Regions from separate parts of the Homo sapiens genome. Here region 1 is linked to region 2. Evidence: chromatin loops called from intact Hi-C (ENCODE). Cell type or tissue: PC-3. All regions are shown on one strand. Each heading gives the region's core, and the rest is flanking DNA. Links, peaks and the distances in the headings are about the cores only. Region 1 overlaps C1orf105 (chromosome 1 open reading frame 105). Region 2 overlaps DNM3 (dynamin 3).

Region 1 (11,854 bases), core at 1,930-9,929, 390 kb after region 2:
GGGTCCCTGATTCCAGTCCTTGGCTCTTGGATGGCATCTCTGGACCTATTCTAGGCCAGAGAGGAGCCCACTGCCCTGAAGGGTAAGTCACTTTCCTGGCAGCATCCAACACATGCTGGCAGAAGAGCCCTTGGGCCTTAAGTGAACATTGGCAGTATCCCAGCAGTACTCCTCATGGGCCTGTGGTGGTGTTGGACATGAGAAGAAACTCCTTTGCCTGGGGAAGAGCAGGAAAGGGTGGGAAGGACTTCAGTGGTTCGGGTGCCAGGTCAGCCACAGTAGAATACAAAACCAGGTAGATTTCTAAAGTTTCCAACTCCAGGCCCTGACTCCCAGACAGCGTCTCTGGACTCACCCAGGGCCCAGGGGAACTTGATTCCCTGAAGGAAAGGACACAGCCTTGCTGGTTTTACCACCTGCTGATTGTAGCGCCCTAGAGCCTTGAGCGAACATAGATGGTAGCCACGTAATAGTTACAGTGGGCCTTGGGCAAGACCCAGTGCTATGCTGGCTTCAGGTCTGACCCAGGGCAGTCCCAGTAGTGGTGGCCACAGGAGTGCTTATATCACCCCTCCCTTAGCTCCAGTCAACTCAGCACAGGAAGAGAGACTCTGTTTCTTTGGGAAAAAGTAAAGGAAGAGAACAAGAGTCTCTGCCTGGTAATCCAGAGAATTATTCTGGATATTATCTAGGACCACCAAGGTGGTACCTCTATGAGTCTGCAAGAGCCACAGCGTTACTGGGCTTGGGGTACCCCTTAATGCTGATATGGCTGCAGTGGCCAAAAACTTAGATCATAACACCCAAGTCCCTTCAAATACCTGGAAAACATTCCGAAGAAGGACAGGTACAAACAAGCCCAGACCAGACACTAACAAGCATCCACAAGCACAGGACCATCCAGGAAAACATGCCCTTACCAAACAAACTAAATAAGACATCAGTGACCAATACTGAAGAGACAGAGATAGTGACCTTTCAGACAAGGAATTCAAAATAGCTGTTTTGAGGAAATTCAAAAAAATTCAAGATAACACAGAGAGGGAGAATTCAGAATTCTATCAAATAAATTTAACAAAGAAATTGAAATAATTAAAAAGAATCAAGCAGAAATTCTGGAGTTGAAAAATGCCATTGACATACTGAAGGATGCATCCATCAGAGGCTGTTAGCAGAATTGATCAAGCAGAAGAAAGAATTAGTGAGCTTGAAGCCAGGCTGTTTGAAAATATATAGAGGGGACAAAAGAATAATTCCAAGTTGAACCATTGTATGTCAGGGACCATCTTTATATATTTTTGTTATTGTTTTTGATGCTACAAGTTACTATTGAATCTAAATACTGTCAACATATTAAGATCAGACTAGGTGGCAGGCTATTGGATGAGTCAACACTATAAACTCCTACTCCCATCCTCGGTTTTTAATCAAATCAAGTTTTATCATACATTATGTCACATCCCAATTTTCAGCCCCAGTTCACATCTTCAATGAACCTCATGAACATGAGCCATGGGTAGATAATAAAGAAAGCCTAAGCAAGCCGCAGAAGACCAAAGAGACTTAAGGATCTGCAAGGCAGTAACCAAGAAGTCACTAATGTGGGTTCTGCCTCTCAAAACAGCTACTAACAAAGTATTTTGATGTTCCACATAACATTATCAAAAAATTAGCCTCTCAGGCTTTTAGGGGTTATATTCCCTTCTCTTTTTTATTTTGTTTTTTGAGATGGAGTCTTGCTCTGTCACCCAGGCTGGAGTGCAGTGGCACGATCCCGGCTCACTGCCACCTCTGCCTCCCGGGTTCGAGAGATTCTCATGCCTCAGCCTCCAGAGTAGCTGGGACTACAGGTGCCTGCCACCACACCCGGCTAATTTTTGTATTTTTAGTAGAGATGGGGTTTCACAATGTTGGCCAGGCTGGTCTTAAACTCCTGACCTCAAGTGATCTGCCCACCTCAGTCTCCCAAAGTGTTGGGTTTACAGGTGTGAGCCACCGTGCCCGGCCTCCTTGTTCTTATCTCTGAGGGTACATTCAGAAGGCAATGGAGAGCAAGTTAGAGTCAAAGAGATGATTCCTTCTGCCTCTTTTTTTTTCTTTTAATGACAAAAATATTCTCAGCTACATCCACAAAATCTGCTCAATGTCTTAAAGATCTATTTATTTTGCAACTTAAAAAGAGTGTGAGGCCCACAGTGTTCTCACTGACCAGAGTTCAAATGTCACTCGGGCCCAGCACAAGGCCACAGGGCCAGCCTGGAGTGGCAAGCAGTGAGCCAACAGAGCTTGTAAAGTAGAAGCAGCTCCTCTTGAGCCAGGTTTCGTGGGAGCCTGAGGGACCTCAGCATTGGTAAAATCAATTTGTTCCATCATCCTAGTAGTATTATGGTCAAAGAATTACAGAGCTAGTCTGTTTAGGACAGAAGACCTTAGGATCATACTGGATGTTACTTGATTCTCAATGCCAGTTGGTTCCATTTGGTGGCAGAAAAGGCCATTTGTCTTTCTAAGCCCTTTCCTTGGGTACTTTTACCCCAGCATTACCTGATGGGCATAAGGAGGCAGCACCAAATAGTGTTGCCAGACTTGTGGTGCTGAGCACATGCCAGCCAATTGGGAAATGGCTGCTTCCTGACTACCCCACCTCTGGGGAATTATCTCATTAATCACAGTAATATACCTGGAGGAAAATGATGTTTTAATTTTTTGATGATGGTTATTGTTCGTCAAGTTACACCAACATTGATGGCATCTGTGAGTTACGAAAGGAAAAAAAAGCAAAAAGTATAGGCGTGGTCTAAGCTAGCAGGCCCAACAAGCCTTCAGCTGTTTCTAATCTGCCTCTCCCCTGCAGCTGAGCCCTCTTGGTGGCCAAAGGAGTATGCCTTATCAGGCCCAACCTTCCACAGAATGTTGGTCAAACCCTGGCTCTCACCTAAGCTCTGATCACTTTGCCCAAAATCAAAATTTTTAGAGCACTACAATGACACTGCTTGCTATTAGAAGTTTGCACTGTTCTGAGGAGGTTTGTGATATTATCCCCAAAAGGTCCTTGTCAAAATGCACATAACCCAGAGAACTAGCACATTAATCCCATTAGTGAGCAATAATATGCTCATGAGGATGTGAAAAGGCCTACATTCTGAGAACACATCTCCTTCAAGGTGAAGAGGAAGCCCCCAAAATTCACCCCTCCCTACCCACCCACTCACACGCTCACTACTACTATCTGCCTTACACTTACTGGAACTTATGTCATTAACCTTTTATCCCAGCCTGTGTCAATCATCCAAGAACCCCTGGATTCTAGGCCACTCTCCACGCTAATTTCCATGCAGTTCTGTATGTTCCTATTCTGTCTTCCCATCTCTCCCAAATTTCTGTAACCCTTCCACTGTCTCCTCTATAATTCACTGCCCATGATCAACAAAATTCCCTGTATCTTCAACCTATTCTCTGGATATGCACTTCACAATCTTACTCTAACAAACCAGAGTTTCTCTGAAAGGACTGCCTCCCCTGCATCCTTTTCCAAAGGTGGCAGCTTGTCTCCCACAGCCCTCACACTGCTGAGCCTGAAGTGGGGTAGTTATCCTCATTTTTTGTTTTGTTTTCAGACCATTCTTCTTTCCTCCTCGCTAAAACCCCCAGCTTTGAACCTCATGGCATCAGATTACAGCACTATCTACATGACCCTATGTGTTGCTTTTAACTACCAATGCCCAATTCATTCTCCCTTATTTCTTGATGATTTTAGCTCCTGTTTCAATGTCACTCCCTCCAGTGATACTCCTGTTTTAATTCTTGGGGATTTTCATACGCTTCTTGGTAATCCACCCTCACCCTGCCTCTCATTTTCTTGACTTCACTCTTTCAATGGTCTTTTTTTTTTTCTTCTACTTGAGTGCTAAGTAGTGAGATCTTGCAATGATCTTGCTCTCCACTCTATCTCAGCTACTCATTTCCAAAATTAAAACCTTGTCTTTCCCCACTCTCTCATCTCTATATCCTATCTTTCTAGCCTACTTCTATTGTTTTAATCTCTTGGATCTCCAATCTATTCACCTTTATGCTGTCCCTCAGCCCTCTGTCCTTCACCCTTCTTGAGGTTCACTCTCCTTACCCAACTTAAATTGAATGGTCAATCATTGTCATCATGCCCATGCATATATACCTGTCTCCCTTGCCCTTCTCTCAATTTGTTAAAACCACCATTCTGGGTAAATCTAACTCTCTACCTACTCTGGTTTGCACCCATGTAACTGTACATGGTCTGGAAAGCACACACACAAGCAAAGAACAAAGCCAGGATAACTGGTTTCACTTTAAATTAATCACCACCATATTCAAGTGAGCCCTTAATACTGCCAAGCAGTTACACTAAGCATCCCTTGTTCATTCACTCTCCCAATGTCCTAAGTTGTTTCACACCTTTTCTCTCACTCCCCTATCCTCAATCTCAGCTGATTCCTTGCCTCCAACTTCCCTGAGAAAATTGAAGCAATCAGAAAAGAACTCCCAAAGACTCTCATCACCTCATCTACCCATTTACTAATATCGGTATTCATCTACTCTGTCTTCTCACTTGTTCCCATAGATCAACCATCCCTGCCCTTGTCGAAAGCCAGGCTTTGCACTTGTGCACTTATGTACTCCAGAATATTTCCCCAGCAATTCTTCCCTCTCTCACACCATCAACTAACAACTCTCTACCATTTCATTTCAATCAGGGTGCAAACATGCTATCATTTTTTTGGTCTTCACTTTCCCTTTCAGTTTCTGTCCTATTTCCTGGCTCCCCTTTGAAGCAAAACTATAAAGCTGTCTATACTTGCTGCTAAATTTCTCTTCTATTTTCTCTTAAACCCACACCAAACAGGTTTTTATTCCAGCACTCCAACAAAAACCTGCTCTTTTAAATGTAAAGGTCAATTTTCAGCTGTCTTACTTGCTTTATCATGTTTTTATCTGATCACATTTGATCACCCACTCTCTCTGGAGACACATTCAGCACTTGGTTTGCAGGACACAGAATTCTCTTGCTTTTCCCTTGCCTCAGTGGTTTTGCTGTCCAAATCTTTTTGCTTCTTCTTCGCCTCAACATTTTACTTTGGAGTTCTTGGTCCTTTTCTGTCTATAACCATTTCCTTGGTGATCTCATTCAGTCTCACAGCATTAAATATCATTTATATTGCCAACAAATCCCGAATTTATATCTGAATTTCATCTCTCTCAAACTCCAAGGTCATATTTCCTATATTCCCTTCAACATTTCAGGCTGAATGTCTTCAAGACATTTCCTATCCCACGTGCACCAAACTAAACTCCTAATCTTCCTCCCCAAAATCTCCAGTTACCATCCCTCTGCCCCCACCTCAGTTAACAACATATCCATATTTCAGTTTGTTCAGGGGAAAAACCTTAATTTATAACTCTTCTCTTTCTTTCACACTCTACATCTAATACATCAGGTAGCCCCACTGTCTTTACTTTCAAATTACATATAGAACGTGACTATTTTCCGCCACTTCCTCTGCCATCCTCTGTTTTGAGCCACCATTATCCCTTGCTTGTATTACTGCAAAAGCCTCCAAATGCTTCTTCCTGTGTCTACTCTTGCCCTACAGCAACCAGAATGAGCCTTTCAAAATATGTATCTTCTTTTTCTCCATGACCCTCCAATGGCTCCTATCTCAGAGTAAAAGCCTAAGCTAGTAGCTTACAATGTCATACATAATCTAGCTTCCCACGTTACCTCTACGACTTCGTCTTCTGTTGCTCACTCCACTTCAGCCACTCCTTGCTATTCCCCACACATGCCAGGTATTCTTCTGCCCAAAGGTTTTGTAGCAGCTCTTTCCTCTGCAGCTCTTCCCTCTGACTGGGATGCTCTTCCCCAGGGAATCTGAATTACTCCCTCACTTCCTTCAAGTCTTTGGTAAAATGTTACCTTTCCCATGAGACCTACTCTGACCTCTTTATTTAATGCTATGCCACTTTTTTCTTTTTTCCATAGCACTTACTACCTTCCATTTATGTTTATTATCTATCTCCTCCTGCTATAATGTCAGCTCTACTAGGTCAAGAACCTTTGTCCTTTTTATTTACAGATATATTCCAAGCACACAGAACAGTATTTGTCATACAGTAAGTACTCAAAAAATATTTATTGACAATAAATTCCTGAAGCCACACACTATAAAAATCTGAATGGTAGAAGGTGAGTAGAGGGAAGCTTATGTAGATACTAAATATTTTGTTGGATTTTGGGGGATACTGTTGGATACTGGGGGAAGAGAATAAGGGATAAGGGAACGATGAGGAATTTGACAAAGCATTAAAAGCAACTGCCTACCATTATCCTTCAGTCCTGGGCTCCATTCAGGCACAAGCACAGGCTTTGTGTAAGAAAAGCAAAGTATTAGCCCAAGTTGGTAACATAGCCTTAGGCAATACTTAACCCACTCTGAGTCTCAGTCTCAACTGTGAAATGGAAATAAAACCTCTTACAGGATTGCTGTGAGAAGTAAATACAAATATACACACACACACACACACACACACACACACACAGACACACACACACATACACACACAACGTGCATAGCACGTTACCTAGCACGCATTGGGTGCTCTAAAATACAGGTGCTATTATTTATCAAACCCCAGTATGCTATTTACCTCCTGAATTTATGGAGACCTCAGACTCATTAATTCAGGTGTAGTTATTTCCCAAACCACAATTCAGCAAGAATTTCAAGACTCTAATTGCATCTCTTATAAAAAGGGAAATCAATCACTTCCACAAGATGGCACTGTGTCCCAGCCCTGTTTCCCTAAATACAACAGGTTTGAAATTTTGTATAACTATGTAACTGATGCCCTCTGCTGACTTGTTTTCTTTTTCTTGTCCTTGAGCCTTTGGCTTGGAGGATGTAAATGATGGCTCAATATGCATCCTCTATATGCTTGGTATGAATTATTAAATCCACAATGTAACCCAGCTGCCCAAAGTATTTCTCAAAAGTTTACTGACACCAATACAATCTCCACACAGAACACCAGGCATGTTGCTACAGCCAGATGCACAAGCCTTCTAGTTACATGCCAATCATAAATCAGCTGCATCACGCCACAAAATAAAGTGCACCTGTCATCCTATTGCTCTACTTCTTCTTAATCCCTCCCATACCAACTTTAATCCTTAATCCTTGGCACCATTTTGGAAGTGTGAGCAAAGCTGCCTCCCCATTCCTCTGTCCTTGATCTCACTTGCCACACCACCCTCCAGCCTTACCTGTAACTTAGAGTGATAAGAAGCAGAGCTGGGAGGAAGGGGTGTAGAGGGAGAAGGGCAGACAGCTTCTTATGCTGGCAAATATTTGGCAGGTTGGGATTTAATTCCAATGCTACTGTAAACTTTTCCTCCTCACCTTTCCCCCTTTCCCACACACACCACAGTATTCTCTAAAACTCTAAATCATTCATATTCTACTTGCACCCTTTCAGTGTGGTTTAAATATAAGAGACTGACTAGATCACTGAATTTAAGTGATGAGTAACTTCCCACCACAACTGTCATACTACTTTATACCAATTGTTTTCTAGGCCTGAATCCTTGTGCCAGCAGCCCACAAAGAGGCATGCCACAGGTGAGCCTCATCATCCTTCTGATGGCAGCAGTTAAGGGCTCTGGATTGCTTGACATTTTCTTAATAGAACGTTTAATGAATTTTTAATTTGCAATTTTTCTTAAACCTTTTTTTATTTATTTTTGAGACAGGGTCTTGCTTTTTGCCCATGCTGGAGTGCAGTGATGTGAACACAACTCACTGCATTCTCGACCTCCTGGGCTCAAGATCTGCCTGCCTTAACTTCTCGTGCAGCTGGGACCACAGGCACGCATCACCACCTCCAGTTAATTTTTTAAATTTTTTGTAGAGACAGAAGTCTCACTTTGTTGCCCAGGCTCGTCTCAAACTCCTGGGTTCAAGCAATTTTCCCACCTCAGCCTCCCAAAGTGCTGAGATTGCAGGTGTGAGCCATTGCGCCCAGCCAGATACAGCATTTTTTACAAATTGAAGATTTGTGGCAACCTTGTGTTAAGCAAGTCTGTCAGTGCCATTGTTCCAATTGCATGTGCTCACTTTGTGTTCCTGTGTCACATTTTGGTAATTATGACAATATTTCAAACTTTATTATCATATCTGTTATGCTGATCTGTGATCAGTGATCTTTGATGTTACCATTGCAATTGTTTTGGGGTACCACAAACTATACCCATATAAGAGGGCAAACTTAGTGGATATGTGTGTGTGTTCTGACTGCTCCACTGACCAGCTCTTCCCTGTCTTTCTTCCTCTTCTTGGGCCTCCCTATTTCCTGAGACACAACAGTATCAAAATTAAGCCAATTAATAACCCTGCAATGGCTTTTAACTGTTCAAATGAAGAGTTGCACATCTCTCATTTTAAATCAAAAGTAGAAATGATTAAGCTTAGTGAAGAAGGCATATCAAAAGCCGAGACAGGCTGAAAGCCAGGCCTCTTGTGACAAACAGCCAAGTTGTGAATGCAAATAAAAAGTTATTGAAGGAAATTAAAAGTGGTACTCCCATGATAAGAAACTAAAAGAGCCTTACTGTTAATACAGATAAAGTTATAGTGGTCTGTATAAAAGGCTAAACCAGTCACAACATTCCCTTTAGGCCAAAGCATAAACCACAACAAGGCGCTAACTCTTCTCAATTTAACAAAGGCTGAGAGAGGAGAGGAAGCTGCAGAAGAAAGGTTTGAAACTAAGAGAGGTTGATTCATGAGGTTTAAGGAAAACAGCCATCTCTGTAACATAAAAGTGCACACTAAAGCAGCAAGTGCTCATATGGAAGCTGCAAGTTATCCAGAAGATCTAGCTAAGAACATTGATGCAGGCTTCCATTCCAAGATGGCCAAATAGGAACAGCTCCAGTCTGCAGCTCCCGGCGTGATCGATGCAGAAGACAGGTGATTTCTGCATTTCCAACTGAGGTATCTGGTTCATCTCACTGGGCCTGGTTGGACAGTGAGTACAGTCGATGGAGGGTGAGCCAAAGCAGGGCGGGGCATCGCCTCACCTGGATTGCTCAAGAGGTTGGGGGATTTCCCTTTCCTAGCCAAGGGAAGCCGTGACAGACTGCACCTGGAAAAACAGGACACTCCTGCCCCAAACACTGTGCTTTTCCCAAGGTCTTAGCAACCGGCAGACAAGGAGATTCTCTCTCGTGCTTGGCTTGGTGGGTCCCATGCCCATGGGGCCTTGCTCACTGTAGCACAGCAGTCTGAAATCAAACTGTGAGGCAGCAGCCTGGCTGGGGGAGGGGCGTCCTCCATCACTGAGGCTTGAGTAGGTAAACAAAGCAGCCGGGAAGCTCAAACTGGGTGGAGGCCACTGCAGCTCAGCAAGGCCTACCGCCTCAATAGACTCCACCTCTGTAGGCAGGACATAGCTGAACAAAAGTGAGCAGACAACTTCTGCAAACTTAAACGTCCCTGTGTGACAGCTCTGAAGAGAGCAGTGGTTCTCCCAGCACAGCATTTGAACTCTGAGAATAGACAGACTGCCTCCTCAATTGGGTTCCTGACCCCCAGGTAGCCTAACTGGGAGACACCTCCCAGTAGGGGCCGACTGACACCTCATACAGGTGGGTGCCTCTCTGGGACGAAGATTCCAGAGGAAGGATCAGGCAGCAATGTTTGCTGTTCTGCAATATTTGCTGTTCTGCAGCCTCCGCTGGTGATAACCAGGCAAACAGGGTCTGGAGTGGACCTCCAGCAAACTCCAACAGACCTGCAGCTGAGGGACCCGACTGTTAGAAGGAAAACTAACAAACAAAAAGGAATAGCATTAACATCAACAAAAAGGACATCTACACCAAAACCCTATCTGTAGGTCACCAACATCAAACACCAAAGGTAAATAAAACCACAAAGATGGGGAGAAACCAGAGAAGAAAAGCTGAAAATTCTAAAAACCAGAGCGCCTCTTCTCCTCCAAAGGATCGCAGCTCCTCGCCAGCAATGGAACAAAGCTGGACAGAGAATGACTTTAATGAGTTGACAGAAGTAGGCTTCAGAAGGTCAGTAATAACAAACTTTTCTGAGCTAAAGAAGCATGTTCTAAGCAATCGCAAGGAAGTTAAAAACCTTGAAAAAAGGACAGATGAATGGCTAACTAGAATAAACACCATAGACAAGACCTCAAATGACCTGATGGAGCTGAAAACCATGGTACGAGAACTATGTGATGCATACACAAGCTTCAATAGCCGATTTGATCAAGTGGAAGAAAAGGTATCAGTGATTGAGATCAAATTAATGAAATAAAGCAAGAAGACAAGTTTAGAGAAAAAAGAGTAAAAAGAAACAAACAAAGCCTCCAAGAAATATGGGACTATGTGAAAAGACCAAATCTACGTTTGATTGGTGTACCTGAAAGTGATGGGGAGAATGGAACCAAGTTGGAAAACACTCTTCAGGATATTATCCAGCCTAGCAAGGCAGGCCAACATTCAAATTCAGGAAATACACAGAACACCACAAAGATACCCCTTGAGAAGAGCAACCCCAAGACACATAACTGTCAGATTCACTAAGGTTGACATGAAGGAAAAAATGTTAAGGGCAGCCAGAAAGAAAGGTCAGGTTACCCACAAAGGGAAGCACATCAGACTAACAGTAGACCTCTCAGCAGAAACCCTACAAGCCAGAAGAGAGTGGGGGCCAATATTCAACATTCTTAAACAAAAGAATTTTCAACCCAGAACTTCATATCCAGCCAAACTAAGCTTCATAAGTGAAGGAGAAATAAAATCCTTTACGGACAAACAAATGCTGAGAGATGTTGTCACCACCAGGCCTGCCTTACAAGAGCTGCTGAAGGAAGCACTAAACATGGGAAGGAACAACTGGTACCAGCCACTGCGAAAATATGCCAAATTGTAAAGACTATCGATGCTAGGAAGAAACTGCATCAATTAACGGGCAAGATATCCAGCTAACATCACAATTGCAGGATCAAATTAACACATAACAATATTAACTTTAAATGTAAATGGTCTAAATGCCCCAATTAAAAGACACAGACTGGCAAATTGGATAAAGAGTCAAGACCCATCAGTGTGCTGTATTCAGGAGACCCATCTCACGTGCAGAGACACACATAGGCTCAAAATAAAAGGATGGAGGAAGACCTACCAAGCAAATGGAAAGCAAAAAAAAGCAGGGGTTACAATCCTAGTCTCTGATAAAACAGACTTTAAACCAACAAAGATCAAAAGAGACAAAGAAAGCCATTACATAATGGTAAGGGGATCAATTCAACAAGAAGAGCTAACTATCCTAAATATATATGCACCCAATAAAGGAGCACCCAGATTCATAAAGCAAGTCCTTAGAGACCTACAAAGAGGCTTAGACTCCAACACAATAATAATGGGAGACTTTAACACCCCACTGTCAATATTAGACAGATTAACGAGACAAAATGTTAACAAGGATAACCAGGATTGAACTCAGCTCTGCACCAAGCAAACCTAATAGACATCTACAAAACTCTCCACCCCACATCAACAAAATATACATTCTTTTCAGCAGCACATCGCACTTATTCTAATATTGACCACATAGTTGGAAGTAAAGCACTCCTCAGCAAATGTAAAAGAACAGAAATCACAACAAACTGTCTCTCAGACCACAGTGCAATCAAATTAGAACTCAGGATTAAGAAACTCACTTAAAGCCACACAACTACATGGAAACTGAACAACCTGCTCCTGAATGACTACTGGGTACATAACAAAATGAAGGCAGAAATAAAG
Region 2 (11,854 bases), core at 1,554-9,553:
TTAATAAATATATTCAGCTAACCTCAGATAAACATAAAGATGACTTAAAATAGTTTCTTCAGTCAATCTGGATATGTTAATTCTCCTTACTTTTTTTTTCTTTTTTTATTTTATTTTAGTATTATTATACTTTAAGTTTTAGGGTACATGTGCACAATCTGCAGGTTAGTTACATATGTATACATGTGCCATGCTGGTGTGCTGCACCCATTAACTCGTCATTTAGCATTAGGTATATCTCCTAAAGCTATCCCTCCCCCCTCCCCCCACCCCACAACAGTCCCCAGAGTGTGATATTCCAATTCCTGTGTCCATGTGTTCTCATTGTTCAATTCCCACCTATGAGTGAGAACATGCGGTGTTTGGTTTTTTGTTCTTGCGATAGTTTACTGAGAATGATGATTTCCAATTTCATCCATGTCCCTACAAAGGACATGAACTCATCATTTTTTATGGCTGCATAGTATTCCATGGTGTATACGCTACCTGACTTCAAACTATACTACAAGGCTACAGTAACCAAAACAGCATGGTACTGGTACCAAAACAGAGATATAGATCAATGGAACAGAACAGAGCCCTCAGAAATAACGCCGCATATCTACAACTGTCTGATCTTTGACAAACCTGAGAAAAACAAGCAATGGGGAAAGGATTCCCTATTTAATAAATGGTGCTGGGAAAACTGGCTAGCCATAGGTAGAAAGCTGAAACTGGATCCCTTCCTTACACCTTATACAAAAATTAATTCAAGATGGATTAAAGACTTAAACGTTAGACCTAAAACCATAAAAACCCTAGAAGAAAACCTAGACATTACCATTCAGGACATAGGCATGGGCAAGGACTTCATGTCTAAAACACCAAAAGCAATGGCAACAAAAGCCAAAATTGACAAATGGGATCTAATTAAACTAAAGAGCTTCTGCACAGCAAAAGAAACTAGCATCAGAGTGAACAGGCAACCTACAAAATGGGAGAAAATTTTCGCAACCTACTCATCTGACAAAGGGCTAATATCCAGAATCTACAATGAACTCAAACAAATTTACAAGAAAAAAACAACTCCATCAAAAAGTGGGCAAAGGACATGAACAGACACTTCTCAAAAGAAGAGATTTATGCAGCCAAAAAACATGAAAAAATGCTCACCATCACTGGCCATCAGAGAAATGCAAATCAAAACCACAATGAGATACCATCTCACACCAGTTAGAATGGCAATCATTAAAAAGTCAGGAAACAACAGGTGCTGCAGAGGATGTGGAGAAATAGGAACACTTTTACACTGTTGGTGGGACTGTAAACTAGTTCAACCCTTGTGGAAGTCAGTGTCTTGATTCCTCAGGGATCTAGAACTAGAAATACCATTTGACCCAGCCATCCCATTACTGGGTATATACCCAAAGGACTATAAATCATGCTGCTATAAATACATATGCACACGTATGTTTATTGCAGCACTATTCACAATAGCAAAGACTTGGAACCAACCCAAATGTCCAACAATGATAGACTGGATTAACAAATTCTCCTTAATTTTAATATTTTTTCTTTTTTCTGCATTTCTAGGAAGTTTATATTCTTTTCATTGATTTCAAGTTCATCACTTAGGAAGTTCAAGATTATCTGTTTTTTCTTTTAATTCAGACTTTTCTTTAACTGCATTGTAATAGAAAGGCTGTAAGACCTAAACAATCTGGGTTTTTATCTCACCTTTGTTCTTAATTAATCATGCACTCTTAGGTTCTTGGAAAAGTTTTCATTGTACTGAGCTTGAGGTGCCTGCTGATCTCAGTGGAAATGCCAAGTAGATGGTTATGTCAAGCCTTCAATAGCAGAGAGAGCTTTCCCTTACTCAGTCATGGAGTTGCACTGGGATCTAGAGATGGAAGTATGAGTAAGTTTCTGCCTCAGCTGAAGAATGTGGAGAAAATTAACAGCTGACAGGTGCCTCTAGCACCTTGGCTACCTGAGCTTCATCAGTGTGGTAAACCACTTAGTCCTGAGAACACCGGGTAGCAGCTGTGACTCCTAGCTTCCTTCATTTCTATCACATTCTAACTTAAGGTTCCTTTCTACAAGGTAGGAGACCTGGTAAATCAATCCATGCTAAGGTGTTATTGGGCAGCCTCATTAGTAACATTAGCTGCATTTTAACAGGGTCTTCCTGGATTTAAAGAGATAGCTCAAGTGAGTGACTCTAAATGAAGGAATTTTGAGCATCTCTGAAGGGCAGTGGAGGAGGGAGTTGGTGTTCCTTCTCCCTATCTACATAATAGTCAATGTCAAATGCAGACATAATGTTTGAAATTTTGAATTATTAGAAAAACAATGGAGGCGGATCTTTGTCTCATGAGTTAATCTTTAATCTGTGTATATGATTCAATCTTCAATCTGTGTGTATCATTTTGTTTTGTTTAGCAACTTACCAACCACATTCGGGATACCCTACCAAACTTCAGGAACAAACTACAGGGACAGTTGCTCTCCATAGAACATGAAGTAGAAGCCTACAAAAATTTCAAACCAGAAGACCCAACAAGGAAGACCAAAGCATTGCTGCAGTAGGTCACCTTTCCCTTCCTTGGCTCAGCATTTTAATCTAATTTCTTTAGTTTTCTATTGCCTTAGTCTATTTGTCACGTTGCTTCTTAGGTAGCAAGTAAACTATATGAGGCTATCTATATGATACAAGATAACTCTTGAATTTTTATGCTTTGTTGAACAAGAATTATTGGTATTATTCTGTTATTATCAACTTACCAGTTGAGCATCCTCATGCCCATTTAAATTGTGTTTTTAAAACTGGATTAAGTGAGTAAAACCATTAGGGATGACCCAGCAGGAATTTTTGTCCCTTGTCTTAGAAGTGGGTAAATACAGATGCAAATATCATTTGTATTTTTCAGCTGTTTCTATGGATGTCAATTGTACTTATTATCCTTTATTCCAATTATTTCATGTAACTTATTTGTGTGCATTTTTCAGTGGAATGAGAACCAAGGGTTTAATTTAAAAGTTCTAACAATAAGGCTGTAGTTTTTTTTTTTCCTTTTACATAATGATTTTAATGTAGTCCTTTGAAAATGTAAATGTGAAACTGCCAAGCATCTTTTCACCCCTTCATGATCTTCCCATCTTATCTTTGGGTTACTAGAGTTATTCCTGTGGTGTCTTGGGGTAGGATAGCAGAGAATTGTTAGAGAATTCCTAGCTCTTTATATCTTACACTTTCTTCTCTCCTTCAAATCCTTCTGTCTCCATCAGTTCCTTTATCCTGTGCTGCCACTTGTGTCAAGTCCCTCTCAACAGGAAGGCTCCCCTGCCCAGCACACACTGCAGGATACCCAAGGTCTACCTCCGAAGATGATGTTTGGCACCTCTTATGGCGCACTTTTCTCCCCAGCAGCGTGGCAATCAAAGCATCCTTCAATTGGCATTCAAAGTGCACACTATAATTTCTTTCTTTGTGAGGAGATTCCCAAATGCTCAAATATTTAAATATAATATTAATTGCTTCATCCTATATTTCCTCATTAAAAATATTATACAAAGGAAAGAGTTTTTTTTTTTTCAGATATAACTCTTTCCTAATTTATTCTTTCTTTTCGTTCTTGGGTTTTGTTGAGCTCTTGCAAAAACTCTTCAAGTTACAGAGAAAGCTATTTCTGTTTAGGCCCTAGGTCATTATCTTAATATCCAACTAAAACTATTCTGCTTGCAAATACCGGGTCTTGCCTCTGTGACTTTATTGGACTCAGATTACAGAACTTTTCACAGCTAGATTCTTGATTTGCAGAGGGCTGATTCAGCTCCTTCTTTATGGCCCTATTCTTTCTGACCTATTTCTTTTCTCTCTTCTATCCTTCCCTCCTGCCTTCCTTTCTCTGTTCTTCCTCCTTCCTCTAATCTCTTCATGCACTCAGTGTCTGGTTCTGTGAAATGAATGATAATAAGATTCTTGCCCTCAAGAAGTCCCAGTAGAGTAGGGAAAAACAGACATAAAAATTAACACAATTTAACACAATTAATTGTGTTAAAGCTAATAAATGCTATGTTTCTGTAAGTGTAAAATATTAAGGGAGCCCGGATGAGGAAGCAGTTACATGTGAGGAAGGATGTGAATTTGCAGAGAAAACAGAGGGCCTGTGGTAGGAGAGGACCTTGTCATGTGGAAGGAGGAGGGCAAGAGAATCATGAGAACTTTGGTAACATTTGTTCTCGGATTAGTAAATGGGCCAGGTGGCTGAGGTATAGGGTTTAAGGGAAGGAGCAGCTAGAAGTACACTTTCTGAAAAATTTTTCATGTTTCAGTGTGTATGTCATACCTCTCCAGGTGTTTTTAAAAAATAAAATTAGCATATACATGAACATAACTAAATCCAATTACAGTCTAGCTTCTTTGGCCTAAATAATTTGCAGCTACTTTTCATTCATCCATGATTTTGATGGAAGGGAATGAAAAGATACAAGTTTTAGATAGTTTGAATTTTTTCCCTTTTAGATTTTGAATTTGAAAGTAGTTCCAGTATGTTTAAATTGGAGTTTCTAAACCTGGTAATCACAAATGAAAATAGTTGGTTTTTTTTTTTCGTGTTTCTTTCTTTCTTTCTTTCAAGCAGCCAGTGTAAGGTAATTCATTCTTTCCTGGGACAAATATTTATTAAATCTCCCAATTATGTTGAGCAGGGAAAGGTAAAGAAAACACACATTCCTTGCCCTTAGGAGAGTGACTAATAGACATGGCAATGTTAATGTACTGTGCCAAATGCTCTGCAGGAAACACGCTGAAGATGCAGAGGAGGGGCGATGAGGAGTGGTGCCGGATAGAGTCATGGATCATGAAAAGTTTCTGGGAAGAACCAATGCTTGAGCTGAGTCTTAAAGAACACGTAAAAATTAGTCAGGCAAAGCAGCAAGGGACAGAGAGAATGGTGTTCTGAGCAGAAAGAAAAGTGTAAAAGCACAGGGACATGGTGCATTTGGGGAACTGCAATGGCTTCCTTATGGTTGGCTGGAAGGTGAGTTGGATGAGTGGTAAGAGATGGGGCTGAAGAGGCAGCCAAAGCCAGACCATAAAATGCTGGGAGATGGGCTAAAGAGTTTTGATTGTATTATCGAATTGTGGGGATCCATTGAAAAACAAGGCTAGAGCTAGTTTAGAGGGGTCACAAATCTATGTTATTCTGATAGGGTGAGGTCTGACTTTGACAAAGATAAACTCAAAAGCAGGATCATCATCTAGAGGAGCCTTCAGTGATGCTGGGAGGCATTGCTGAGAGCTGAACCAAGGCAGTGTCAGTAGGTGTGAGGAGGAAGAGCTCAACCAGCTGAGCTGTAATGGAGAAGAAATTACCTACAACTGGTGGCTCCCTGCAACTGTTGGGTGAGGGAAAGGGAGGTATGCTGGATGCCCCAGATTCCCTGCCTGGGGTGGGTGGTATCATCCACCATGAGGAGAGACTTGGGAATGCAGGAGGATCAGCAGGTTTGGGAGTGAAAGAAATTGAGAGGTTGTTTTAAGTGTGTTGAGTTCAAGGCAGCTAAGAGGAAATAAACATCCAGTACAGTTGAGCATATGGGCCACTCACTCTTCTGAGAGTTATAGGCTAAAGCGGAAGGTGTGGAGAAACTATTTCTCAATAGCCCTTGAAGCTATGGCAACCTTGAGATCACCTAGGGATGAATGTGAGGAGAGACTGAGGCTGTGACATTGGGGGAGTAATAGAGCTGGAGCATTTGGGACACTAGGTGGTTGTGATGTCATAGGAGTTCAGGTCCATTTGATTATTCTACATAAAGTTTAATTGATTAACTCTCTATTTCAAGTGTTCTTTAAATACCATTTTATGACTGCAATCAAATGAACAGAAGGCATTGAAAGACAACTATATTTAAATATTTATTCTAATTAAATGTCTAAAATCTTAATGATGTGTATTTTGTATAATCACACTGTGAGTACTACATAGAGTGCAATGTTAACTCTGCCAGTAGGTGCCACTAAGAGCACCTGGAAAAGGATTCTAAGGAATAATCATAGGAAAAGAAAATGAAGAGTGCAAAGGCTTGTAACTTTGACTTGAATCTATTTCTCTTTAACAATTACAGGATGGTTCAGCAATTTGCTGTGGACTTTGAGAAGAGAATTGAAGGGTCAGGGGATCAAGTAGATACCCTGGAACTCTCAGGTGGTGCTAAAATCAATCGTATTTTTCATGAACGCTTTCCTTTTGAGATAGTAAAGGTTTGTGTCAAACGTTATTTTTTTCTTAGTTTCACTTCACTTCCATATTCTGTTTTATACAACTTAATACAATATTGTGTGAGTGGTATAGAACTAACATAGTTCTTTGAACAAAACCTCCATATTCAGGTAATGAAATTCAGGAGAGGAATATGTTCTTACTGATGATTCTGATTTTATTTAATGAGATTTAACTACATTTCAAACACAAATACTAATTGAGTTTCCTAGTTTGTTGTCTAATTAATTTAAAAATATTTCTTAAGCATGTACTATGCACCACATTTCTAGGTGCCAGTGATTAAGACAGAGAAGACCCTTGCTTGTCTAGTGGGGAAAGACAGAAAATTAACAAATAGACAAAATACGAAAGTTTCAAATGTTTTTATGTAACATGATATGAGAGAGGGGATGGGTGAGCCACTTTTAATGGAATAATCAGGCAAATTCTGTCTGAGCAGGAGACATTTAAACTGTGCCCAGAATGGCATGAAGAGGTCAACTGGGTAAAGATCTGGGGGAAAGGGGTTGTTCAAGGCAGAAGTAGCAACCTCGGGTAAGGCACTAAAGTATGACAGGTGAAGAACAGATGTGGCTGATGAAGGAGAGGGGCATGAAGTGAATTCAGAGAGGGAGGAAGTGTCCAGTTCACACAAAGCTTTCTAGGTTGAGGTAAAGTCTTTATACTTAACAATGGGAAGTTACAGGAGGGTTTTAAGCAGTAATGTGACTTGATTTGTTGATGATTTTAGAAGAATAGTATGCCTGCTGGATTGTAAAGAGCCAAGAGAGTGAGGAGAACAGTAGGCCAGACCAGGGGTGGATTCATTTTCTGTGGAGTCTGAAGCTTCTACAATTTTACAGGCCCCCTTGAAGAAGAATACAAAATTATAAACACACAGGCCCAGGGTCTTGGAAGAGGCTTGTGCAAGGGGGAAATGCTGAGAATTAAACTTCTTTAGCTTTCCAGTAAAAGTGCCCCAGCAAGAAAGGATAGAGAGATGGGTGGCTTTGGGGTTTTGGAGATAAAGTTGCTAGGGCTTCGATTGAAATGGGGGAATGGAAGAAAGGGAAGTTTTGAGATGACTTCCAAGGTTTTGGCTTTCACAGCTGAGGGAGTGGTAGTGCCCATCAGATGAGGGAAATGGAGGAAAACCTCTGTTTGTATGGAGAAGTGAATTAGGAGTTCTGTTTTGGATGTGCTAAGCGTAAAATGCCCAATAGGCAGTTGAGTAGTTTTAGGGACCATGCTACTTGTCTCAAACAGAGAGGTGAGTGCTTATGTCTTCGTGTGGGAGGCAAATGGGTAAATAGATAATTTCATTAAAAATGTGCTAAGTAAAGTGATAAACTTCAGCAAAGGGTACTATGGAAACACAGCCCACAGACATGAATCCCAGCTCAAGTGTGTAAGGGAGCCAGGCTTCTGAGCTGAGTTTGGAAGGATGAGCAGCTAGTTAAGCAGGAAGAGGTAGGCTACAGGAGGGGGTGATCCAGACAGGAGAGGAATGAGCTATGAAGCCATCAGTTATGGGTAGAGACCTAGAACAATTCGTCATTCTAGGGCATAAGCTGTGAGGGGAGGAAATGGACAGACAATGAAGCCGGAGAGGCCAAATCTCAGAGGTCAGGGTTGAACTCAATGTTCTTGGGCTATCCCTTCGAGGTCTAAGCTCTGTGACACTTTGGTCCTACTTCCAAATAGATTTATGGTACCTAGCGCTTCTGAGAAATATTTGTAATCTATCCTGTGTTGTCTTTTTAAAATATTACTAATTTTCTTTTACAAAGAGGCCTTTAACTCAAATGATTTAAGTGGCCAGGGACAAAAGACAGCCATTGTTAATTTCAGGACATCTGTACTGCTACTGCACAGCAGGTGAAACTCTCATTTATGCATTCTTCTGTGCCCTCAAATTTACCATATTCAGCAAAAGAATGAAGAATTATACATTTCAAATGAATGGCTAGATTTATGTCCAGAAGGCATCCTTATGCATAGCACTCCATATCTATAACAGAGTTAAAATCCACTGCCCCCAAGCTCCCCAAAATCCCTAGTGTTCTGTGTTGCCTTGAAATTTATATAAACAGATGTTTTGACCATCTGGGTTTAGGTTAGGAAAGACATGAGTATCCACTTATTAATAATGAAGTCAAGTTATTCTCATTCTGTAATGTTCAACAATATTATTCAAAGGAATTAAGTGTCATAACTATGGCTCATTTTGCATCTGCAGATGGAGTTCAATGAGAAAGAATTGCGAAGAGAAATAAGCTATGCAATCAAAAACATACATGGTATCAGGCAAGTGATTCACATTTTTCTTGTCATCTGTTCAAGCTACCAAAAGAAAATTAATGTTTATAAATGGCTAGGAAACTCGTCTTTTCATCATTGAATAGGGTAGAATACAGAGGTGGGAGTAAGAAACAGGAAATCCTACTTTGGGGTTTAATGGTAACTTCCTGTATTGCTGTAGTCAGTTTTTTCCAAGTGAAAAAGCAAAAACATTTTCTGCATTTCCAGCCTGTACTCTGCACAATAGGGGATTCGCAGATTAGCAAGACCCCATTCTCCAGAGCCTTCATTTTTCATGAGGGAGGCCAGACATGCTCATAATTAATCATTACTTACACCAGAGAAGGGACAGATTAATTTTGACTAGTGTTGTGGAGCAAGATTGGGAAAGATTAATGGAGGTTGTTACTTTCAAGTTTATCCTTTCCTGTGGGGAGGATGGTTTCAACAGGCCAGGAGGTGTTGTGTGTGCATGTGTGCTTGCACATGTGGGAGCGTGCATATGAAGTGGGCAGCAGTGTGATGAGACAGGAGAGGATGGAAGGATGGAATGGAGGTTGTTGAGGATAAAAGAAAGGGCTTTCCGGTGGAAGGGGTGGGATGACCAAAGGCAAAGAGGTGAGCGGGCACAGTATATATCCATGGAGCCAAGAGTCATGCATATGCATTGGGACTGGCTTGAGGAATGCAGTCAGGAGAGCAGAGGGACCTGAGCTGGGTGGGGTTGGGGGTGGGGTAGAACTTGTGTCTGAATTTCCCCTTGTTTAAAGTGAGATTATTCTAAATTACCTTCCATCTTAGTCTGTTTGGACTGCTGTAACAAATGACTACAGACTGGGTGGCTTATAAACCACAGAAATTTATTTCTCACGGTTCTGGAGTTTGAAAATCCTAGGTCAGGGTGTGAGCATGGTCGGGTTCTGGTGAGATCCCTTTTCTGGCCTGCACAGTGCTGTCTTCTTATTCTGTCCTCATGTGGCAGAGAGAAAGCTAGTTAGCTCTCTGGCCTCTTCTTATAAGGGCACTAATCCCATTCATGAGGGTTCTGCCCTCATGATGTAATTACCTCCCAAAGGCCCTACCTCCTACTACCATCACATTGAAGGGTATGGTTTCAACATATGAAGTTTTAGGGGAACACATTCAGTTCACAACAATTTCTTTAAAGAACTATGATAAGAACAAATGATTTTAAAGCACATATTTATTCATTTCATGTACAGAAGGCTAAACATAACTTAATGAACATATGTTGAATTGCAGTGTCCTTAATTCAAGGAAATAAAACTTAGGTTGCCTAGTACATAGATTGCCTCATACGAAGGAGGTGGCCCCTGCCTGTTGTCATTTGTGGTTCAGCCTCTGCCAAAGGGCCAAGTTGAGACTGTGCTGGGAACAGGCCCTGAGAAGGCAAAGCTTGACACTGAGTTTGCATGTGATGGGTGATTTTACAAAGGAGTTATGATGCTTGAGTTATTTGTTGTTTTAAAATTTAGACAATCTGTTGGTGGGACTGTAAACTAGTTCAACCATTGTGAAAGTCAGTGTGGAGATTCCTCAGGGATCTAGAACTAGAAATACCATTTGACCCAGCCATCCCATTACTGAGTATATACCCAAAGGACTATAAATCACGCTGCTATAAAGACACATGCACACATATGTTTATTGCAGCACTATTCACAATAGCAAAGACTTGGAACCAACCCAAATGTCCAACAATGATAGACTGGATTAAGAAAATGTGGCACATATACACCATGGAATACTATGCAGCCATAAAAAATGATGAGTTCATGTCCTTTGTAGGGACATGGATGAAATTGGAAACCATCATTCTCAGTAAACTATCTCAAGGACAAAAAACCAAACACCACATGTTCTCACTCATAGATGGGAATTGAATAATGAGAACACATGGACACAGGAAGGGGAACATCACACTCTGGGGACTGTTGTTGGGTGGGAGTAGGGGGGAGGGATAGCATTAGGAGATATACCTAATGCTAAATGACGAGTTAATGGGTGCAGCACACCAGCATGGCACATGTATACATATGTAACTAACCTGCACATTGTGCACATGTACCCTAAAACTTAAAGTATAATAATAATAAAAAAAAGAAAGAAAAAAGAGAAAAAAAAATTTAGACAATCTGCTCCACAAATCTCAAATAGTATGGGCAGATACGAGTTTACAAAGTGAAGAGGAGAAAACATCTATAACCAAATCTAACGTTTTTTCTTTTACCATCGATAGGATTTCTAAGCTCCCTATTCTATTTCTTCTCCACCAAATCCAGAATACATTTGGTGTAGAAACTGTTTTGCTTTTTAGCTGGGCAGATTTGGTATTTGGACATGTTTATCTGATAAATGCAGTGGAACCAAATTACATTTTTTGGGGTCATACAGTATTTGAAATCAGCCAAATACAGTATTTTTACTTCACTTGTAAAACTCATTACCATATACAGCTTTTGTCAAATATAACTGCAAAATCTCAGTAATTCAGAATTGTCAATTTCTGATTTATATGCCTACCAACAGGGGATTGTTGGTGGTTATTATATGCCTGTAAGATGATAAGAAATGCACAATGTCCTGAGCATAAGACATACTCATGGTATGCTTATTTAGGCCTTTAAATATATATTTGGTTTGACAATTTTTTTTTCCCATTTGATTCCATTGGCTATTTGAATAGTAGAAGCCCTCTTTGCCCATGAAGGACTTGATGGAAGAGATGCTTTGTTTTTCTTCATTGTTTTGTTAACACTGAATGCTGACTATGAGCAAGGGAGGGAGACAGTCCTTATGGAGCAAATCAAGATAAATAGGGTAACAACTCTCCTTACTGTGTATCCTGCAATGTGAAATAGAATGCTGGGCTTCCAAGAAGGAAGGTCTCAGCAGCAAGACTGGAACTATAAGTGCTTGCTTTGCATCTGGGCTTTAAAGCACAGGTGGGATTTGAATAGGCCAAAATTGTTAACAGGGTAAAATGAACATCATAGACAAAGGCAAAGACATACAATATAAGCAAAGGCAAATTGACTGAAACATAGGGTACGTGAAAGGTGAGGAGAAAAATAACTGTGAAGAAAGATTAGAGTCAAACAGTGGAAAAATTTTAATATTGTACTAAACAGTTTGGATTTGATTCTGTACCTCGTTCAGAGAAATTACCATTATAATGTAGTATGATTACTACAGTTAGAAATAGAGGTGAGCATGGGGTGCTAAGCAAATGATAAGAAGGGGCGTCAAGTCAAGATAGTATAAGGGAAGTGTTGAAAAGA

What was found. A loop is a pair of places that touch in the nucleus more often than their neighbours do. Peaks named below come from ENCODE experiments on the same cell type or tissue, not always from the same donor. Only the 100,000 strongest peaks of a DNase experiment are listed, where the experiment ranks them.
Region 1: a loop joins it to region 2, with 9 times the contacts of the local background. A loop is called at or near these places in 6 of 110 quality-filtered maps.

The regions. Positions count from the first base shown.
Region 1 is chr1:172,422,684-172,434,537 of GRCh38, forward strand. The region is part of intron 1 of C1orf105 (chromosome 1 open reading frame 105); the gene reads left to right. LOC102724528 (a long non-coding RNA gene) reads right to left here and starts at 673. Exons shown (of 3, transcript XR_001738294.3): 1 at 1-673. RefSeq lists an enhancer at 6,145-6,667. In PC-3, for the core only: a CTCF peak has its summit at 6,829 (motif pointing right); DNase peaks (open chromatin) are centred at 6,828 and 9,148; H3K4me3 peaks cover 461 bases; H3K27ac peaks cover 719 bases.
Region 2 is chr1:172,035,895-172,047,748 of GRCh38, forward strand. It overlaps DNM3 (dynamin 3), which reads left to right. Exons shown (of 21, transcript NM_015569.5): 7 at 2,425-2,567; 8 at 6,115-6,250; 9 at 8,491-8,558. Among named protein-coding and RNA genes, the nearest start is that of MIR3120, 97 kb to the right of the region's middle. In PC-3, for the core only: a CTCF peak has its summit at 6,000 (motif pointing right); DNase peaks (open chromatin) are centred at 4,797 and 5,997; H3K4me3 peaks cover 849 bases; H3K27ac peaks cover 1,278 bases.